3 separate regions of the Homo sapiens genome follow, and regions 2 and 3 are each linked to region 1. The links are chromatin loops, found by intact Hi-C in ENCODE. Cell type or tissue: spleen. All regions are shown on one strand. Each heading gives the region's core, and the rest is flanking DNA. Links, peaks and the distances in the headings are about the cores only.

Region 1 (6,621 bases), core at 505-5,504:
ACTTCCATGAATTTTTGTTAGTTTCATCGCTTTCAATGAAGCAGATCCCTTAACACAGAAGTCCCCAACCTTTTTGGTACCAGGGACCGGTTTCATTGAAGATGATTTTTCTTTCTTTCTATTTTTTTTTGAGACAGAGTGTCACTCTGTCACCCGGGCTGGAGTGCAGTGGCAGATCTTGGCTCACTGTAACCTCTGCCTCCCAGGTTCAAGTAATTCTTGTGCCTCAGACTCCCGAGCAGCTGGGATAACAGGTGTGCGCCACTATGTCCAGCTAATTTTTGTATTTTTAATAGAGGAGGGGTTTCGCCATATTGGCCAGGCTGGTCTTGAACTCCTGGCCTCAAGTGATCCACCCACCTTGGCCTCCCAAAGTACTGGGATAACAGGTGTGAGCCACGCTGGACCAGAAGACAATTTTTCTATGGACTAGGGTGGGGGTTGAGGGATGGTTTGGGGATGATTCAAGCACTTTATATTTATTGTGCTGTTTATTTCTATTATGATTACATTGTAATATATGATGAAGTAATTATACAACTCACCATGATTATAATGATATAACTCATGTCATGATGTAGTGCATGACCGTACTATCAATATGACTTATCACTGTTGGCATTGACCTTAATCACCTGCCAGAGATAGTGTTGGTCAGGTTTCTCTACTGTAAAGTTACTCTTCTCCCATTTTTGGAAGGAAGTCACTACATGCAGGCCACACTTCAGGAGTGAGGAGTTATGCTCCACCTCTGTGGGGGTGGAGTATCTGTGAGAATTCATTGAACTTCTTCCGCATGGAAGACGTGTCTCTTCTCCCCCTTCTACACTCAGCCCTCTGTATTCTCTGATCCCACATCGTGGATTCAGCCAACCACAGATAAAAAATATTAGGGAAAGAAACCCAGTAAAAATTCATACAAACTGGCCGGGGACACTGGCTCACGCCTGTAATCCCAGCACTTTGGAAGGTCGAGGCGGGTGGATCACCTGGGGTCAGGAGTTTGAGACCAGCCTGGCCAACATGGTGAAACCCCATCTCTACTAAAAATATAAAATTAGCCAGGCGTGGTGGTGGGTGCCTGAAATCCCAACTACTCAGGAGGCTGAGGCTGGAGAATCGCTTAAACCCAGGAGGCAGAGGTTGCAGTGAGCCAAGACGGCACCACTGTACTCCAGCCTGGGTGACAAGAGCGAAACTCCATCTCAAAAACAAAAAACAAAAAACAAAAAAACAAAAAAACCAAAACCAAACCAAACCAAAACAAAAACCAAATAAAACAAGCAACACAGAACAGCTATTTACCTAGCATTTCTATTGTATTAGGTATTATAAGTAATCTAAATATAATTAGAGTGTACAGAGGGATGTGTCCTGGTTATGTGCAAATACGATACCATTTTATATAAAGGACTTGAGCATCCATGGATTTTGGTATCTATGGGGGTCCCGGAACCAATTTGCAGTGGATGCGGAAGGAGAACTGCATTTATTTATTCAATCATTAATATCAGTGTGGACTCATGGGTGTTTATTCCATGCTTTGGGTTATGATCCAATCTATTTTATTTTGTTACTCAAGTTGTTCCAGTTTTGACTATTGGGATCTCTTTCAGTTGGATCCTGTGACCCTTTGACGTCTCCCCACTGATGTGGGCTTTTTTTTGGTTTGTTTGTTTTGAGCACTTTCCTACTTTCTGGTACTAGTAGGTGCTCCTGGCTTATCCTGTGTATTTCCTGCCCCAGTCTTAGAATCGGTCATTTCTCCATGGAACTTTGGTTTCTTTTATTGGCAACACGGTGAGGCTCCATCTCTACAAAAGATCATGGGCTGGGCATGGTGGCTTCACGCCTGTAATCCCAACACTTTGGGAGGCCAAGGCGGGCAGATCACTTGAGCTCAGGAGTTCGAGACTAGTCTGGGCAACATGGTGAAACCCCATCTCTACCAAAAATACAAAAAACAATTAGCTAGGAATGGTGGTGGGCACCTGTAGTCCCAGCTACTAGGGAGACTGAAGTGGGAGAATCGCTTGAGCCCAGGAGGTGGAGGTTTCAGTGAGCCAAGATTGCGCCACTGCGTTCCAGCCTGGGAAACGGAATGAGATCCCATCTGAAAAAAAAAAAAAAAAAAAAAGGCTGGGCATGGTGGCTTTGGCTTGAAAGCGCTGAGATTACAAGTGTGAACCACCATGCCCAGCCAAGACTGCTGAATTTGTGCATGCAATTCTTGTGTGTGTAACCATCAGAACGGCACGCCCCACCCTTTTAAAGTTTTATTTTCTTATAGCGGAGAGCTACGACAGAACCTCCTTTCTATCTTATTCTTGAAGTACCTTTAAGCAGGAATAAGATGATCAATATAAAGCCAATGATTGCCAGCTTCTTTATTAATGTGGCTATTTTGTTTTTCATAAAAATTGTCTCACATTTTTAAAGACTTCTATAATATATAAAATATCGTAATATTGCTCTTCTTTCTATTCTTCCTACCAGGATTAGTAGAAAATTTTCTGTGAAAATAATCTTTAGTTTATTTTCCAGAAACTTCTCCCCCACAGAAGCTCTTGAAAATACTTTTTGGTTTTGTTTTGTTCAAGAGACAGCTGAATATAGCTCTTGGAGAGGAGATCCTCTGACATGAATTGACTGAGACAGCTTGTAATAACATTAGTAGGTATTTTCCGGGCACAGTGGGGAAGGTGTCCACAATATATACCCGTAAAATCCTTTGGGATTTTGTGTTCAGATTTTTTGCAAGTCAAAAACATAAGTCCCTGAAGGTAGTGGTTTTTGTATTTAAGAAAGGCTTTTCTTTTTTTCCTTTTTGTTGTGTTAATCAGTGTGGAATGACCTTAACACCAGAGGGCAGTATTTTCTAGTAGTTGCCAAAATGTCCTTGTAGTCGGTGTAATTATCTGATGGATTAAAAAAGACAGCTTATGTTTTCCCGGGTGTTGCCGGTATAATGCACATAGCCTGGGACTCATACCGAAGGTCATAATGCATCTAGTATTTTCTAAACCACGGGAATTTTTTTTCTTTTCTTTTTAAACCCTTCTGTTCGGTGGAGTTTAAGCTCCCTGAATTAATTTTCACAATAAGCCGTGCTGTTTACAGGGGTTGTGTGATTGGCAGGAATGGGTGGCTTTCACACAGCACCATTTGATCCCAGCCCAAGCCCAAAGGAAGTCCTGTCTTATTAAGGAGTAACAGGCAGATTCGTGTGAGGCCAGCGGGCTTGAGTTTGGCTTCAAGGATGGTCAGAATTCGTGAATTTCTTTCCAGAAGGATATCCGGGTCTTCCTGAGAAGAGAATGGGCTTTTTAAATCCAGAAACTTTCATACAATTTATTTCATACACACTTTTACTTTTTGCAGTTTAAAAACTACAGACAATAGAGAGGACATTTAAATAGCCTACATTTGGTTACCCATTTCTCTTTGCTTGCTGGTTTCCATTTAATGTAACTGCAGAGTGAATCTTCTAAAATATGTTCTTACTCTTCCGATATCCTTGTTAAAACAGGAAAGCCTATGCGTATTAACCGGGTAGTTTCTATTTTCTCCTTTTAAAAAATGTTTCCCTTGCTTGCTATACATCTAACACATATTCATTGTAGAAAATAAATGTGGCAGGGCAGATGCAGTGGCTCACACCTGTAAACCCGGCACTTTGGGAAGCTGAGGTGGGAGGATTGCTTGAGCCCAGGAGTTTGGGACCAGCCTGGGCAACATAGCAAGACCCTGTCTCTACAAAAAATAAAAAAAAATTAGCTGGGCACAGTGGCGCACACCTGTAGTTCCAGCTCCTCAGGAGGCTGAGGCAGGAGGATTGCTTGAGCCCAGGAATTCGAGGCTGTAGTGAGCTAGGATGGTGCCACTGTATTCTGGCCTGAGCGACAGAGCGAGCCTCTGTCTTACAACAGCAACAAAAACAACAACTTGTAATCTCACCTCATAGATAAGATTTTGTTGTACACACTTTTTCCTTGGAAACAGATTGTACATGCTATTTTATAATTTGTATTATTCCCATGATAATGTGATGGGAACTTTACTAAAAAGTTCTAAATTCAAGACCAGCCTGGGCAACCTAGTGAGGCCCCATCTCTACAAAATGAAAAAAAAAAAAAGAAATTAACAATGCATGGTGGCTTGCTCCTGTAGTCCCAGCTATTCAGGAGGCTGATGTGGGAGGATCACTTGAGCCCAGGAGGTCCAGACGGTGGGGGGCAGTGATTGCGCCACTGCACTCCAGCCTGGGGAACAGAGTGTAATTGTATTTTGCCACACTGCACAATATCACTTTCAATGGTTGTTTAGTATGTTCGAGTATGAATGTATATAGTTCATTTAATCAGTTTACTCTCTTGTTAACAGTACATGAGTCTGACTATTCACACTCTTGCCTACCGTGGGTATTATTATTTTGTCAATCTGCTGCATTCATTCAACACATAGATATTGATTACTAACCATGTACTAGGCATATTCTCAGTGCTTGGGATAGATTATTGAAAAAAACAACCTCTGATCTCATGAAACTTATATTTGAGTGGAGGACATGTACATACATGATAAATGTTATAAATAAGTAAATCCTTTAGCATTTTAGAAAGCAAAAAGTGCTATAGTTAAAAAAAAAACAGAGCAAGTTAAAGGAGTAGGGAGTGGAGAAGATTGTAGTTTTTTAATTTTAAATTTATTGTAGAGGTGACATCTCCCTGTGTTGCCCAGGCTGGTCTCTAACTCCTAGGCTCAAGCAGTCTTCCTGCCTCAGCCACCCAAAATGCTGGGGTTAACGGTGTGAGACACTACACCTGGCCAAGGATTGCAGTTTTCATTTTTATTTTTATTTTTTGAGAAAGGGTCTTGCTCTGTCACCTAGGCTGGAGTGCAGTGGCATGATCTCAGCTCACTGCAACCTTCATCTCCCAGGCTCAAGTGATCCTCCTGCCTCAGCCTCCTAAGTAGCTGGGACTACAGGCCCATGACACCAAGCCCAGACGTATTTTTTTTGTAGAGACAGGGTTTCACCATGTTGCCCAGGCTGGTCTCGAACTCCTGGGTTCAAGTGATCCTCCTGCCTTGGCCTACCCAAGTGCTGGGGTTACAGGTGTGAGCCCCTGTGCCTGGCCAAGGGTTGCAGTTTTAATTAGAGAAACCAAGGTAAGCCTAATTGAGAAGGGGGCATTGCAAGACTTGAATCAAGTTATTTGAATTTGCAATTTTATTATTACTATAGCTGATATGGTTTGGATCTGTGTCACCACCCAAATCTCATGTTGAATTGTAATCACGAGTGTTCGAGGTGGGGCCTTGGTAGGAGGTGATTGGCTCATGTGGATGGGTTTCCTCTTGGTACTGTCCTCATGATAGTGAGTTCTGGAGAGATTTTGTTGTTTAAAGTGTGTGGCACCTCCCCCACCTCCCTCTTGCTCCTGTTGCCACGATGTGAGATGCCTCCATCCCCCTTTGCCTTCTGCCATGACTGGAAGCTTCCTGAGGCCTCCCCAGAAGCAGAGGCTGCTATGCTTCCTGTACAGCCTGCAGAACTGTGAGCCAATTAAACCTCTTTTCTTTATAAATTACCCAGTCTCAGGTATTTCTTTATAACAGTATGAGAATAGACTAATACAATAGCTAAACTTTCTTTCATATGTTTATTCTTTTTTTTTTTTTTTTTGTGATGGAGTCTCTCTCTGTTGCCCAGGCTGGAAGGCAGTGGTGTGATTTTGGCTCACTGCAACCTCCGCCTCCCAGATTCAAGCAATTTTCCACCCTCAGCCTCCCGGGTAGCTGGGACTACAGGCGTGCACCACCATGCCCGGCTAATTTTTGTATTTTTAGTAGAGATGGGGTTTCGCCTTGTTGGCCAGGCTGGTTTCAAACTCCTGGCCTCAAGTAATCCACCCGTCTTGGCCTCCCAAAGTGCTGGGGTTACAGGCGTGAGGCACCACACCTGGCCTACATACCTTAATGTAAAAATACTTTATTGGTTCCCAGTTTCTATGTGCATAGAAGATGGGAGGTCCTCTTTCTGTGCCTATTACAGCTGTGGCTTCCGGTCCCAAGCAGCATCTGAAGCGGGTAGCAGCTCCACAACGTTGGATGCTGGATAAATTGACTGGTGTGTTTGCTGCTCGTCCATCCACTGGTCCCCAAAAGCTGAGAGAGTGTCTCCCTCATATTTTCCTGAGGAACAGACTTAAATATGCCCTGACAGGAGATGAAGTGAAGAAGATTTGCATGCAGTGGTTCATTAAGGTAGATGGCAAGGTTCGAACTGATATAACCTACCCTACTGGATTTATGGATGTCATCAGCATTGACAAGACGGGAGAGGGTTTCCGTCTGATCTATGGCATCAATTGTCGCTTTGCTGTACATCGTGTTACACCTGAGGAAGTCAAGTACAAGTTATGCAAAATGAGAAAAATCTTTGTGTGCACAAAAGGAACCCCTCACCTGGTGATTCACGATGCTCACACTATCCGCCACCCTGATTCCCTCATTAAAGTGAACGACACCATTCAGATTGATTTGGAGACTGGCAACATCACTGCTTTGAAGTTCGACACTGGTAACCTGTGTTTGGTGACTGGAGGTGCTAACTGG
Region 2 (6,621 bases), core at 670-5,669, 54 kb after region 1:
TTCCTTCCTTCCTCCCTCCTTCCCTCTCTCCCTCTCTTCCTCTTTCTTTCTTTCTTTCTTTCTTTCTTTCTTTCTTTCTTTTTCTTTCTTTCTCTCTTTTTCTTTTCTTTCTCCTTCTTTCTTTCTTTTTCTTTCTTCTGTCTTTTTCTTTCCTGACAGAGTTTCACTCCATCACTCAGGCTGGAGTGCAGTGGCATGATTTTGGCTCACTGCAACCTCCACCTCCCAGGTTCATATGATTCTTTTGGCTCAGCCTCCTGAGTAGCTGGGATTATAGATGCCCGCCACCATGCCTAGCTAATTTTTGTATTTTTTCTTTCCTCTTCTTCTTCTTCTTCTTCTTCCTCTTCCTCTTCCTCTTCCTCCTCCTCCTCCTCCTCCTCCTCCTCCTCTCCTTCTCCTTCTCCTTCTCCTTCTCCTTCTCCTTCTCCTTCTTCTTCTTCTTCTTCTTCTTCTTCTTCTTCTTCTTCTTCTTCTTGGTAGAGATGGGGTTTCATCATTTTGCCCAGGCTGGTCTCGAACTTCTGACCTCAAGTGATCCACTCACCTTGGCCTCCCAAAGTACTGGGATTACAGTCATGAGCCACTGCACCCAGCCTTTCCTTCCTTCATTTTCTAATAACATGGTCCTCACTTCCTTCTGAGCTATCACCGGTACCATTCTCCAAGTCCAGATTTCTATTAATGGCTTGTTTAAAGCAATTTATACTTTTTCTATGATGCTCATCACAATTCTTCCAGCCTCCACCCATTACCTTATTCCAAAGCCACTTCTACAGCAGCACCCTACTTCTAGGTACCAGAATCTTTATTAGTTATCTATTTCTGCTGTGCTATAAAGGATTCAGCAGGTTTAGGTAGTCTGATTCTTCCACATTCCAAAGAAAGGTTTGGTCCTTTCCTGGCTACTGGGAGACAACCTCTAATCTCCTGGAATCTCCTGTCTGTTAACAATGTCTTTGTTTATCTGAGGCCTTGGGCCATGTAAGATAGTTCATGTTAACAATGTGATTGATGGCGGGGGCCTTGTACTACCCAGTATGATCTCAATCTCTGGAGGTGCTGGAGACTCGAGTCAGCCATGCAGGCAGTCAGCCATGCCTAGGTAACCAACCTTCAATAAAAGCCCTGGACAGAAAGGCTTCAGTGAGTTTCCCTGTTTGGTAATACTCTGTGGGAGCTGTCATTCATCATTGCTGGGAGAATTAAGTGCTGTCTACATGACTCCATGGTGAGAGAACAACTGGAAACTGATGCCTGGTCTCTCCTGATTCTTCCCTATGCATCTTTTTTCATTGATGATTTTAATCTGTATCTGCTCACTGTGATAAACTGTAACTGTGAGTGTAATGGCTCTGCTGAATTCTGCGAGTCCTTCTAGTGATCATTGAAGCTGAGAGTGGTGTTGGGAAATCCTTGAACACAGCTGCATAAAAAATTACCACAAACTTAGTGACTTAAAAGAAAACATGCATTTATTATCTCACAAGAGTCTGGGCACAGATTAACTGGGTCCTCTTCTTAGGGTCTCACAGGGCTGCCATCAAGGGATTAGCTTGACTGTGTTCTAATCTGGAGGCTCAACTGGGGAAGAAGGTGCTTTCAAGCTCACTCAGGTTGGTGATAGAACTCATTTCCTTGTGGTTGTGGGACTTAGAGTCCTGGCTTCTTGGTGGCTTTCAGCTCTTAGAGGTTGTCTTTAGCTTCTTGATAGATTGGCCTCCTATCCTGGCTGCTTATTTCTTCAGAACTATCTTGAGAGAGAGTGTTAGAGTGAGTTTGATAGCAAGATGGAGTCTTAATAGTATGTAATCTTGGGAGTGACATCCTATTGATTTTGCTGTATACAGTTGGTTAGAAGCAAGTCACAGCTTTGCTCACACTCAAGCAAACTATGTCCTCCTTCAAGGGGAGGAGTTTATTCAAGGATGTGAATACTCATCGTAGAGTGTGTTTACCACACAACTTCCCTATAAAGGGAAAGAGAGAAATGGGGGCAGTAATGAGAAGGGAAAGAAAGGCCAAAACTTTTTTTTTTTTTTTTTCTTTTTTTGGAGACAGGGAGTGGAGTGGAGTGGAGTGATGTGGTGCAATCACCACTCATTGCAGCCTCAAACTCCTGGGCTCAAGGGGTCCTCCCCCTTTAGCCTCCCGAGTAGCTGGGACTACAGGTGCATGCCACCATGTCCAGCTAATTTTTAATTTTTTTTTTTTTTTTGGTAGAGACAGCAGTCTCATTATGTTGCTCAGATAAGTCTTCAAGTCTTGGCCTCAGGTGATCCTCCTACCTTGGCCTCCCAAACTGCTGGGATTACAGGCATGAGCCACTGCACCTAGCCAAAACTTATTTTTTTTTTAACATGGGAAAAATTTGTGCTGATAGGAATGATTCACTAGAGAGGAAATCATGGATAAAATCCTGTTTTATGGGTCAGCCATTACAGTCTTTTAAATATTAAATGCAATTAAAACTCTTATTTTGTCTCTCATATATCACAAAATACATAATTTATGGGCCCCACTTTCCCCAAATATAAAATGTAGATGTTGACCAGGAGCGGTGACTCATACCTGTAATCCCAGCACTTTGGGAGGCCGAGGTGGGAGGATTGCTTGAGGCCAGGAGTTCCAGACCAGCATAGGCAACAAAGTGAGAACCTGTCTCTACAAAAAATAAAAAAAAATTCAGCTGAGCATGGTGGTGCATGCCATAGTCCTAGCTACTGAGGAGGCTGAGGTGGGAGGACCACTTGAGTCCCGGGAATTCAAGTCTGCAGTGAGTTATCATTGTGTCACTGCACTCCCGGCTGAGTGACCGAGAGAGACCCTATCTCAAAATATAAAATAAAATAAAAATCATGCTCACTGAAAGGGTTTCAGATAGACTTGGTATTTTTGGCTTCACTACTATTTTATTTGTAATTCTGGGATAGGCTCTGGGCCTCAGAACACCCTACAGTGGATATTGTTATGAAGACACACATGAAGATGTCCTGTCGATGGTGTGGCAATGAGTTTGTCTGAGATGGTGACACTGACGCACATTTTTCTGTCTCCCGGAATACATGTTTCTCAATCCTTAGCTTTTGAGTGGTTTTGCCTACAGAAAGGCCCCGGCGCAGTGCCCCCTGCTGGTGAGTGGCAGCCAGGCGCGTGCGTCATGTCAGTGATGGACACAGTGGGTCCCTTTGCTGACACGGACCTTGGGGGTGATGCTGAGCCTGCCAGGTTATTTCAGATCAGGTCATTAAAGCAACAGAAGGTCGACTCGATGTAAAACGAGCAGCTCCCAGTATTCTCTACATTTTTTAGACATGTGATGATTTGCTATAGCTCATTTTGGCTGATAAAATATGAACACTTCACAAAATATTTGTATTTCAGCCTCTGTCTTCATTCATTTAACAAGCCATTTTGCCCTAATTCCCAGGAGCTGTATTCTTCTTCCATTGGGAAACCTAACTTGAGCCTCGGCAGAGAAGATTTTAAACATGAAATAGGTTAGCAGTGTTAATTTAAAAAAAAATCAGAAAAGCATTTAAAACAAAAAAGCCCCTTTCTCTTTCACTTCAGTGAAATGAATTAGCATTCATTTGTGCAGGTTTCTCAATGGTGATGAGCATCTTAAAGAAAATTAATTAAAACTAAGAACAAGATTAGTGTTTAGATTATTATTTTAACCTTGGCCTCTGGTGAAGGTAGTAGTTTTGTAATGAATAATTATCCCCTTAATTTTGTTCCCGTCTAACTGCTTTGTATATATCTGGGGTGGGTATGTCATGACAGTGACATTTTTGGTAGCCTTTAATTCAGGAATGCAGTCCACACACTTCAGGATTTTAGTGTCTTAGGTTCACGGGCAGGTGGCTTCTCTACTTTGGCATTTCCACGAGGCAGGAAGGAAACCAGGAGAATGTGTATCCTCAAACCCAAGTGAACCAGGCATACCCAGAAGGAGGAAGAGCTCTGTTGAGTGAGCTGTGAGAATCAACCATTGTGGAGGTCATGGTTAACTTGTTGGGAGCAGTTTCTGTGGAAGGATGGGACAAAAGTCTGATTAGAATGGGTTTACAAGAGAATGGGCTTTTCCAGGTGCCCATCAGTGGTGGGCTGGATAAAGAAAATGAGGTGGCTCACGCCTGTAATCCCAGCACTTTGGGAGGCCGAGTCGGGTGGATCACGAGGTCAGGAGATCGAGACCATCCTGGCTAACACGGTGAAACCCTGTCTCTACTAAAAATACAAAAAAAAAAAAAAAAAAAAAATTAGCCGGGCTTAGTGATGGGCGCCTGTAGCCCCAGCTACTTGGGAGGCTGAGGCGGGAGAATGGTGTGAACCCGGGAGGCGGAGCTTGCAGTGAGCTGGGATCATGCCACCGCACTCCAGCCTGCACGACAGAGGGAGACTCCGTCTCAAAACAAAAAACAAAAAACAAACAAACAAAAAGAAAATGTGGTACATATACACCATGGAATACCATGCAGCATAAAAAAAATGATGATATCATGCCCTTTGCAGCAACATGGAGGCAGCTGGAGGACATTATCCTAAGCCAACTGACAAAGAAAGAGAAAACCAAATACTGCCTGTTCTCACTTATAAGTGGGAGCTAAGCATTTGGTACACATGGACATAAAGATGGGAAAAATAGACAATGCAAACTAATAGAGAGGGGAGAGAGGTGGTGAGGCAAGGGCTGAGAAACTACCTATTGGGTACCCTACTTACTACATGGATGACGGGACCATTCATACCTCAAACTGTAGCATCATGGAAGACTTGTAACAAACCTGCACGTGCACCCCTTGATTCTAAAATAAAAGCCTTGCTTATTTCTTTCTCTTTCCCACTTCTTCCGTTTCTTTCTCTTCCTGAACAAATCCTTTTAAAAGTCATTAGGTGGGACCAAGCAAGGTGGACATCCATACAGAGCAGCAGGGAAGCCCTACCATCCTGAAGCAGGTGAGGAGGGTATCCACATGGGAGGGGTGGGGATGGCCTAGCCTGGGCTGTCAGAGATAGCCAGGGTGAGGTTTGGTGGCTGATGCAGAGCATTGGAACCTGAGTCGGATAAGAAGGCCTCCCTGCTGAAGGCCGGCCCAGCTTGGAGCATCGGAGCATTGGAGTGTGGAAAGCATTTGTGTAGGATGACAGCCCAGTGTGGGGTGTCTGATCATGAGTGGGGTAAAGAAGTGCTCCGCATAAGAGGGCAGCCCTATGTGAGGCATCAGACATCTCCCAGGTGAGAGCATCCATGCAGCGGGTATCAGAATTCAAGCAAGAGGTCAGGCTCTGTGGCTCACGCCTGTAATCCCAGCACTTTGGGAGGCTGAGGCGGGTGGATCACTTGAGGTCAGGAGTTCGTGACCAGCCTGGCCAACATGGTGAAACCCTGTCTGTACTAAAAATACAAAAATTAGCTGGGAGTGGTGGCGGGCACCTGGAGTCCTAGCTACTCGGGAGGCTGAAGTGGGAGAATCACTTGAGCCTGGGAGGCAGAGGTTGCAGTGAGCCAAGATTGTGCCACTGCATTCCAGCCTGGGTGACAGAGTGAGAATCTACCTCAAAAAAAAAAAAAAATTCAAGCAAGGTGAGGCAGGCATCCACCTAGGAGCGCTGCCTGGCATGGGGTGTTGGAGTTCTACCATGGTGGGTGGCCTGGTATGCGGGGTGGGGGTGTTAGATCCTGGACAGAGTGAATATGGGGGTGGAAGTGCTACCTGGCATGGTGTGTCAAAATATGAGTGGCAGAAGGATGGCTGGGGGCTGGGCATGGGCATGGTGGCTTCCACCTGTAATCCCCACATTTTGGGAGGCCAAGGGGAAAGGATTGCTTGAGGCCAGGAGTTCAAGAGCAGCCTGTGCAACATAGCTACATATTTTTTTTAAAAAATTAGCCAGGTAGTGGTGCATGCCTGTAGTCCTGGCTACTCGGGAGGCTGAGGTGGGAGGATCGCTTGAGTCCAGGAGTGCGAGGCTGCCGTGAGCTGTGATTGTGCCACTGCACTTCAACCTGGGCAACAGAGCAGACCCCTGTCTCTTCAAAAACATCTTGTTTAAAAAGAAGTATGACTGGGCTAGGAGAGTACAAGAGGAACCTGAGGAACCTAGAACATCATATTCCAGAAGGTAAGTGTGGGATCCAAGAAGGATGGAGACAAATAAAAAGACACAGAAGCCATCTTGAAATGGTTTCCATCGGCCCAAACTGGGACAATTGAAGCATCAGATTAATGAGAATAATGGACTGAAAAAGATAGAAATCCATGGATCACGTTGGTTAAATGAATAAGTGAATGAATGAATGAATTTATTCACTTATGAATTATTCATTCATTCACAAATGAATGAATGAATTATGAAAATACTCAATAATTATAAAGAGAAAAAGTCTCTTTACAGTACAGAAGTCCAGAAGACCTCCCCCCACCCCATCCCTTAATCAAGTGACCAAACTGAACATCATCAACAAACGGGCAAACCGAAATTATGTATTACTTAATAAGATGCAATGAAAACTGAAATTATGTATTACTTAATAAGATGCAATGAAATAACTGTATGCCAAGGATGCATTACCTGAATCTAAAAAGCCAAACCCAAATTGATGGACAGCCTACA
Region 3 (6,621 bases), core at 756-5,755, 320 kb after region 1:
CGCTAGGAGGTCGCATGCTCCATCAGTCTTCGGGCACTCAGCGGGGGTCCAGGCCAGGGCCCCCCACCCTCAGCCGTGTTCCTTGGTCACTCTCCAGAGCCTTGGGTCACTCTCCACTGACTGTTAGGCCAGCAATCCTGCCTGCAGATCTACAGAGAGCCGAACCTTGAAAAATGATGACGAGCCCTTCTCCTCGTGTCATTAATCCTCTCATGACCGAGGCATTTCCCCCAGGGTGGGCACAGGCCCAGGGTGACTGATGGCACCTGCCCAGCCTCTTGAGGACTTTGGCCAGTGGGAGGTGTTGACAGCATTTCCCAAGTGAAATGCCACATGGAGATTAATGACCCCCGAGCTGCGGGCTTTGGGTGGGCAAGGCTGGAGCATAGCGGGGCCCCCCAGCCTGCCAGGTCTGTGGAACGCTTCCTGCACCCCAGTCCTCTCAGCCCCTTCCAGGAACAGTGCTGTGGGTTCGCTACCTTTGCCCGGGTTCTCAGGATCTCTCAGAAATGGTTGCCTCAGCTTCACGCCTGAAACCTCAAACACAAATAATTTTCAATTTGCCTTGGAGTTTCAATCCCACAATCCGATGTTAAATAATAGATTAGCTGCCTCAGGGAGAGAAACAGGATTTAAGAAGAAGAAATAACTAAAAGGAAAAGTAAAATTCAGCACATCGGTTTGGAGAGCAAGAATGCAGCCTTCCCTCCCGGCCCAGATTTGCCGACCCCATCTCATCCTCCCAGACGTGGCTCGCTTCCGGGTCTTAGGGGACTGTCATCCACACAGCATGGTCTCCCCAGAGGCAGGCTGGAGGCGTCAGCAGTCCTGGGCTCATCTCCAGCTGGTGCGGCCAGATTGGCAGACTCCGTCTCCCACGCCCCTGCTCTCAGGCCCTGCACGCGGAGGAGGGGGCTGACCTGTAGCCCCAAAACCACCACCCACCAAGGCAGAGAGAGACAGATGGGTGTGGGTGGTCACAGGCAAACTCAGGTAGTCACAGGCAGGTGGATACAGGCTGGAACAGGTGACAGCAGGCAGGTAAGCAGGCAGGTAGCAAGTGTGAACTGATGGAGCCAGAGGCACAGGTACAGGACCACCGTGTCACCAGACCCCAGAGGAGGCTGAAGAGGGTCCCTCTGTGGGGCGTGACTTGTTCACAAGCCCTGGAACCGAGGTCATCTCCATCCAGGAGATTATCATGGTGGGCAGAGGTGAAAGTCATCATCGTGATCCTGGCCACTGCCACCCCTGGCCACAGTTTGCCTGTCACCACAGGAAACCACACCATCTCCAAGGTCACAGGTCCCCAACTCCCGCCTCACTTCCTCCGCAGACCCCAGCGCCTTCTCTCTGCCTATCAGCCCTTCCTGTCTTGATGCCCTTCCTCATCCAGCCTTGTCCTGATTGGGTGACTATTCTCTGTGTCCTTCACTCCTCTGTCACACAGGTCTAGGAGGAGCCCCGCTGTGACCTTGCTTATGCTGCAGCAGGAAGGCATGCTGGTGCCCTGCACATCCATCATAAACTGCAAATGGGTGCAAAGCAATGCCTGAGACACTCCCTCTCTTTCTCCAGAGAGCTTGTCTTTCCCTTGCCCTAGTGACCATTCAATTCCTTCTCTGCTGTCGCAAAACCTCCTACCCCATTGGAACACCAGAGAGCCAGTAAGAACTGTGCACTCATGGGCACACAGAGCCAGGGCCAAACCATCAGGCTCTGAATTCTGGAAGATCCCCATTATAGCTGTGTGGCCTTGGGCAGATTACTTAACCTCTCTGTGTCTCAATGTCTTCATCTGCAAAAAATGGGGAGGATGATAACGGTCTTCCAGGGTTGTAGTGAGGATTAGATAAGCTCTTATATGTGAAACGCTAGCCAGGCGAGGTGGCTTAAGCCTGTAATCCCAGCACTCTGGGAGGCCGAGGCGAGTGAATCACTTGAGGTCGGGAGTTTGAGACCAGCCTGTCCAACATGGTGAAACTCCGTCTCTATTAAAAATACAAAAATTAGCCCGGTGTGGTGGCAGGCCCCTGTGATCCCAGCTACTCGGGGGGCTGAGGCAGGAAAATTTCTTGAACCTAGGAGGCGGAGTTTGCAGTCAGCCGGGATCGCGAGGGGCAGGGTACAAAAAATATGAAATACTTAGAGCAGTACCTGGTAAACCGGTAAATTCCATAGTTACTTATTACTTTAGGTGCCAAGGCAGGAGATGCTAGTGTGATAATGGCTTGGGTTAAATGACAGCCCTGGAGAGGGAGAATGGACATGGATTCAGTATGCCCTTGGGAGGCAGGGCGAAAGGGACGATCCAGGGCTTGTAGGGAAGGCTGAGCCGGGAAGCCGGGAGAGGAGGGGCTTGAGGTGTGAAAGGTGTGCGGCTCAGGTGAGACGTTCAAGTGGAGACACCCGCTGGACGTGCCGACAGCTGGGGGTGAGGCGGCTGGCCATGGGGGTCTACCGATCAGGGCTGCAGGGGCAAATCCGGGAGTCTAGCACAGGGGTGATGGGGAGCTCGCCCAGGGAGTGTGTAGGCAGAAGAGTGCCTGGGATTGCCAGCGTGCGGCAGTGGAAGGTGCCTTGTCAGCGGACTCTGCGGGTGGCAAGATTGGAAGGCAGGCCAGGGTGGGGTCCAGAGTGGAAAAGGAGGTGAAGCCATGGGGGCTGAGGGGTGGGTTCTGCCAGGAAGGAGAGGAGAGAAATGGGCAGGCGCTGCAGGGGCCATCTGGCTACGGCTTCCCCGTTTTTAAAGGTGGGGCATTGACAGCTTGTTTTCTGCTGATGGGAAAGCCTGCTGTGTGTGCAGAGAGGGCGCAGGTGCGCGCGGGAGGTGCTTAAGGAGTAGGCTAAGGGACTGGGATCTGGTGTGTGTGTGTGTGTGTGTGTGTGTGTGTGTGTGTGTGTCGGGGGTGACCTCTGGCCAGTGCAGGAGGGGAAGTGGAGGACAGGGCTCAGCGTGGGAAGTGCATGCACTTGGCTGAGACAGTGAGGGACCTTCCGGTTCTTCCCATTTATTTCAATGCAGCAAGAAGCCCCGTCCTGAGCCGTGCATGTTTCTGTGTGTTTACGTGTGTGTCTGTGTGTCCGCGTGCATCTGGGTCTGTGTGCATGCGTGTGTCTGCATATCTGTCTGGGTGTGTGTTTGTGAGGATGGGTGTCTGTGTGTCTGTGTGTGTGGTTGTGTGTGTCTGTGCGTCTGTGCCTGTGTGTGTGCATGCATTTGTGTTTGCGCGTGTGCGTTCGTGTTGTGGTTGAGGTTGGAGAAGGCCTGACATCACCCTGATGGAGCGTGCAGGACAAGCCCCCGGGGAGGTTGTGGATGTCACTGCTTTAGGGGCGCTGCGGGTGTTTGGGGGCTTAGTGTTAGCACAGGCGGGTCCCCTGGAGCTGGTGGGTTTGAGAGTAACCTCTGGAGGCCGCCCGCAGACAGTGGAGGGGCGGGAGCCCCGTGACCCCATGGTTGGGAGGGCGAGGTGACAGAGGAGCCGACTGCGCGGTGGGGAGGCTGGGGACGCGGGGCGCCCGGGAGCTGGAGCCGCGCGGCCAGAGCGCTGCTGCCACCTGGCGGCCCCGCCGGGGATCCCCAAGCCGCTGCTCGGGAGCGGGGACTTAGCCCCACCTGGCGGCGGAGAACGGCTCTGCGCCTGTGGGTACGAACGCGAGGGAGCCCCTGCCGGCCGCTTGGGCGCAATCCCAGCTCCAACTCCTGCGCTGCACAGCTCTGGCCACGCCTTTCTGTGCCTCAGTCTTCTCACCTATACAGTAGAGCGAGGCATGAGTGGACAGCACCGCTGGGAGAGGGGCACTGGGCAACGCACACGAGGCCACAGCGCAGCACCCAGCACGAGTGACCCCCGACACCTGCACCCCCGACACACTCAGGGTCCCAGTCCCTTGGTCTCCTCTTTAAACACCTCGCGCACGCACCTGCACTTCTCCACGCTCAGCACTCACTGTCCACTTGACTCAGGCTGGCATACCCAGGTGGCGCGGAAGGGTCGCCCAGGCCCGTGACAGGAAGTTGCTCTCTCTGCCCTCTGCCCCTGCCCCCTGCCCCCTTCCCTAGCTTCCAGAGCTCTTGGCACCTCCAGCTGCTCCCCTGCTCCTCCTTTCCTGAGGCCGGCCCAGGGTGAAGGAGAGGCAGGAGGATAGTCCCCTAGTAGCCCCGGCCTGGCCCAGACCCCGGGTCCCCCTCTGCTGCCATCTCCCAACAGAGCCTCTTGTGCAAAGCGTGCCCTGGGCAGTGAGAAGGGCCAACAAGCAGCCAGGCCAGGGCAGTGTGAAGAACCCAGCTCAGGGCTCCCACACCCCCTCCCCGGCCCGGGCAGGGCAGTGGGGCTAACATACAGTCCTCTCCCCACACCCTGCTCCCCGGGGCGCCTGCCTATTCCTCATTCAGGAGTCATGGTACCCATCAGCTGGGAGTCCCCGGAGGTAGGGGCAGTGTTACTTGAGCCCAGACTACCCCACCCCCAACTTTCACCTTTGCCCATTTCTGGATCCCGTGGTTCAACACAGCCTCTTGTGCCCAGCTCTGGGTCCCCTGGGCTTGTAGAGCAGTGGAGGAGTGAGGGACGCCAGCAGGATGTTCGCTGGGTTCACCACGAGTGCTCCCTGAAGAGGAAGGGGCCAAGAAGAGATAGGGGCAGTGAGGTGAGGCCGCCTCCAGGCCTCAGAACCATGGGCTCCACAGGCTCCTGTCCCCCACCAAGGGGCTCAGCCCTGAGGATGAAATTGGCAAACCCTGCCTGAGAGTAGGGGGAGATGATGGGGGACCCCCTGTCCACTGCCTGCCTGACTTTGTCCTGGGCCCCTTGGACAGGCCCTGTATGGGCCACCAAACCCTGTCGAGACAGCAGGGAGGAGGGGGAGCTGGGGGGAGCCAGAACTGCCCGAGTTTCCCACCTGACCATCTGTGTGGACCTTGAATCCTATCTCCCCAGGATACTCAAGGCCTTTGGGGCTCCCAAGCCCCAGGAGGGACCCTAGGCTTTGGGACGTCTGTTCTCGTCACCACTCAGAGAGTGGGGCTCCCATCCAGGAGGTCTCAGCCACTCAAGGGCAGAGGCCTGGCAGGGACTTCCCTGGGGCCGCCCGGAGGGGCCCACAGGGGGACCAAGCTGGGGAGGGCCCTGGGGCTTGGGCTGTTCTTCTCCCAACTCAATGGGCCTCCTTTGCCCCTGGGAGCTGCCAGTGGCCCTTTCTAGGGTCTCTGATCAGTTGGCCCCTTCCAGGTGACATCCACAAAATGGCCAGCGAATGGGCAGGGAGAGACGAGGAGCAGGTGCACGAGATGGTCCTGGAGACGGGCAGGACTCAGACTGCACACAGCCCACACCCGGCATGGACGCGGGCTCACACACAATGCACACCCCTCACTCCAGGAACACACACACACAGACACACACGCTCCCACTGACCCCATAGCACAGGCTAGAAACACACACACACACACACGCTCACACCCACCCCACAGCACAGGCCAGATACCTCCCTCCCCCCACACACACCCACATACTCATTACCCATTTAGCCCACAGCACAGGCCAGACACCCACACAGACACACACCCACGCAGACACACAGACCCACATTACCTGTATGCTCACTCCCATCCACATGATACAGGCCAAACATACACTCACACTGTACAGGCCAGACACACACAGAAACACACATACAGACATACACTTACACCCACCCACCCCACAGCACAGGCCAGACATACACACAGAGACACACACAGACACAAACACACACATGCTCACACCCACCCCACAGCACAGGCCAGAGACACACACACACGTTCACACCCACCCACCCTACAGCACAGGGCAGAAACACACACACACACACAGACATAGACACAGACACACACACACACGCTCATACCCACCCACCCCACATCACAGGCCAGACACACACACCCACATGCTCACACCCGTTTATCCCACAGCACAGGCCAGACATCCACACAAACACACCCACCCACATGATCCATATGCTCACACCCACCCACAGTACAGGCCAAACACACACACTCACAAACACACATGTGGAGAGTATAGGCCAGACACACACATAGACATATACGCGCTCACATCCACCCACCCCACAGCACAGGCCAGACACCCACACAGACACCCAGACACACACACAGACACATGCACACGTGCACACACACATACTTCCCTACCACTGCACTGAGTCGGCTCTTCCTGAGCCCTGTGAGGTTTGGGGCTGGGGTTGGGGGTTGGAGCTGGGTTGGTCTCCAGGCTGGGCCTCTGGCCTTCAGTTGGAGGTCACTCTCAGGGCTGTCAAGTGGTGATCATGGTCACTGCCTGCACCTGTCTTCTGTCATCACCACCTGCAACAAAAGCCCCCCACTGATGGATGCGTTGTGTGTCCACGTCTGTCCAGCTTGAGCCGGCGTTTCTCTGAGAGATGATACAAGTGCATGTGCCTTCTCCCCCGACACACACATGCAGACGCACACACACGCTCACCCAGGGGAGGGGCTGTGTCATCCTCACTGTCTCCAAGCTGCTCCCAGATGCTGTGTCAGCGGAGAGTTCAGGTGTTCCCTGCTGAGCAGATGCCATAGGGGCACTGCCTCTGGCT

Evidence for each region. Hi-C counts contacts between places; a loop is a spot of excess contacts. Peaks named below come from ENCODE experiments on the same cell type or tissue, not always from the same donor. Only the 100,000 strongest peaks of a DNase experiment are listed, where the experiment ranks them.
Region 2: a loop joins it to region 1, with 4 times the contacts of the local background. A loop is called at or near these places in 25 of 110 quality-filtered maps.
Region 3: a loop joins it to region 1, with 7 times the contacts of the local background. A loop is called at or near these places in 100 of 110 quality-filtered maps.

What each region holds. Positions count from the first base shown.
Region 1 is chr19:34,092,750-34,099,370 of GRCh38, reverse strand. It overlaps the pseudogene RPS4XP21. Among named protein-coding and RNA genes, the nearest start is that of LSM14A, 76 kb to the left of the region's middle. In spleen, for the core only: a CTCF peak has its summit at 2,847 (motif pointing right); no DNase peak of the experiment used is centred there; H3K4me3 peaks cover 342 bases; H3K27ac peaks cover 451 bases; H3K27me3 peaks cover 1,937 bases.
Region 2 is chr19:34,038,628-34,045,248 of GRCh38, reverse strand. No RefSeq gene overlaps it. Among named protein-coding and RNA genes, the nearest start is that of LSM14A, 130 kb to the left of the region's middle. In spleen, for the core only: a CTCF peak has its summit at 3,130 (motif pointing left); a DNase peak (open chromatin) is centred at 3,128.
Region 3 is chr19:33,775,181-33,781,801 of GRCh38, reverse strand. No RefSeq gene overlaps it. Among named protein-coding and RNA genes, the nearest start is that of KCTD15, 18 kb to the left of the region's middle. RefSeq lists a silencer at 3,416-3,575. In spleen, for the core only: CTCF peaks have their summits at 3,400 (motif pointing left) and 3,612 (motif pointing left); a DNase peak (open chromatin) is centred at 3,611; H3K4me3 peaks cover 1,274 bases; H3K27ac peaks cover 646 bases; H3K27me3 peaks cover 4,169 bases.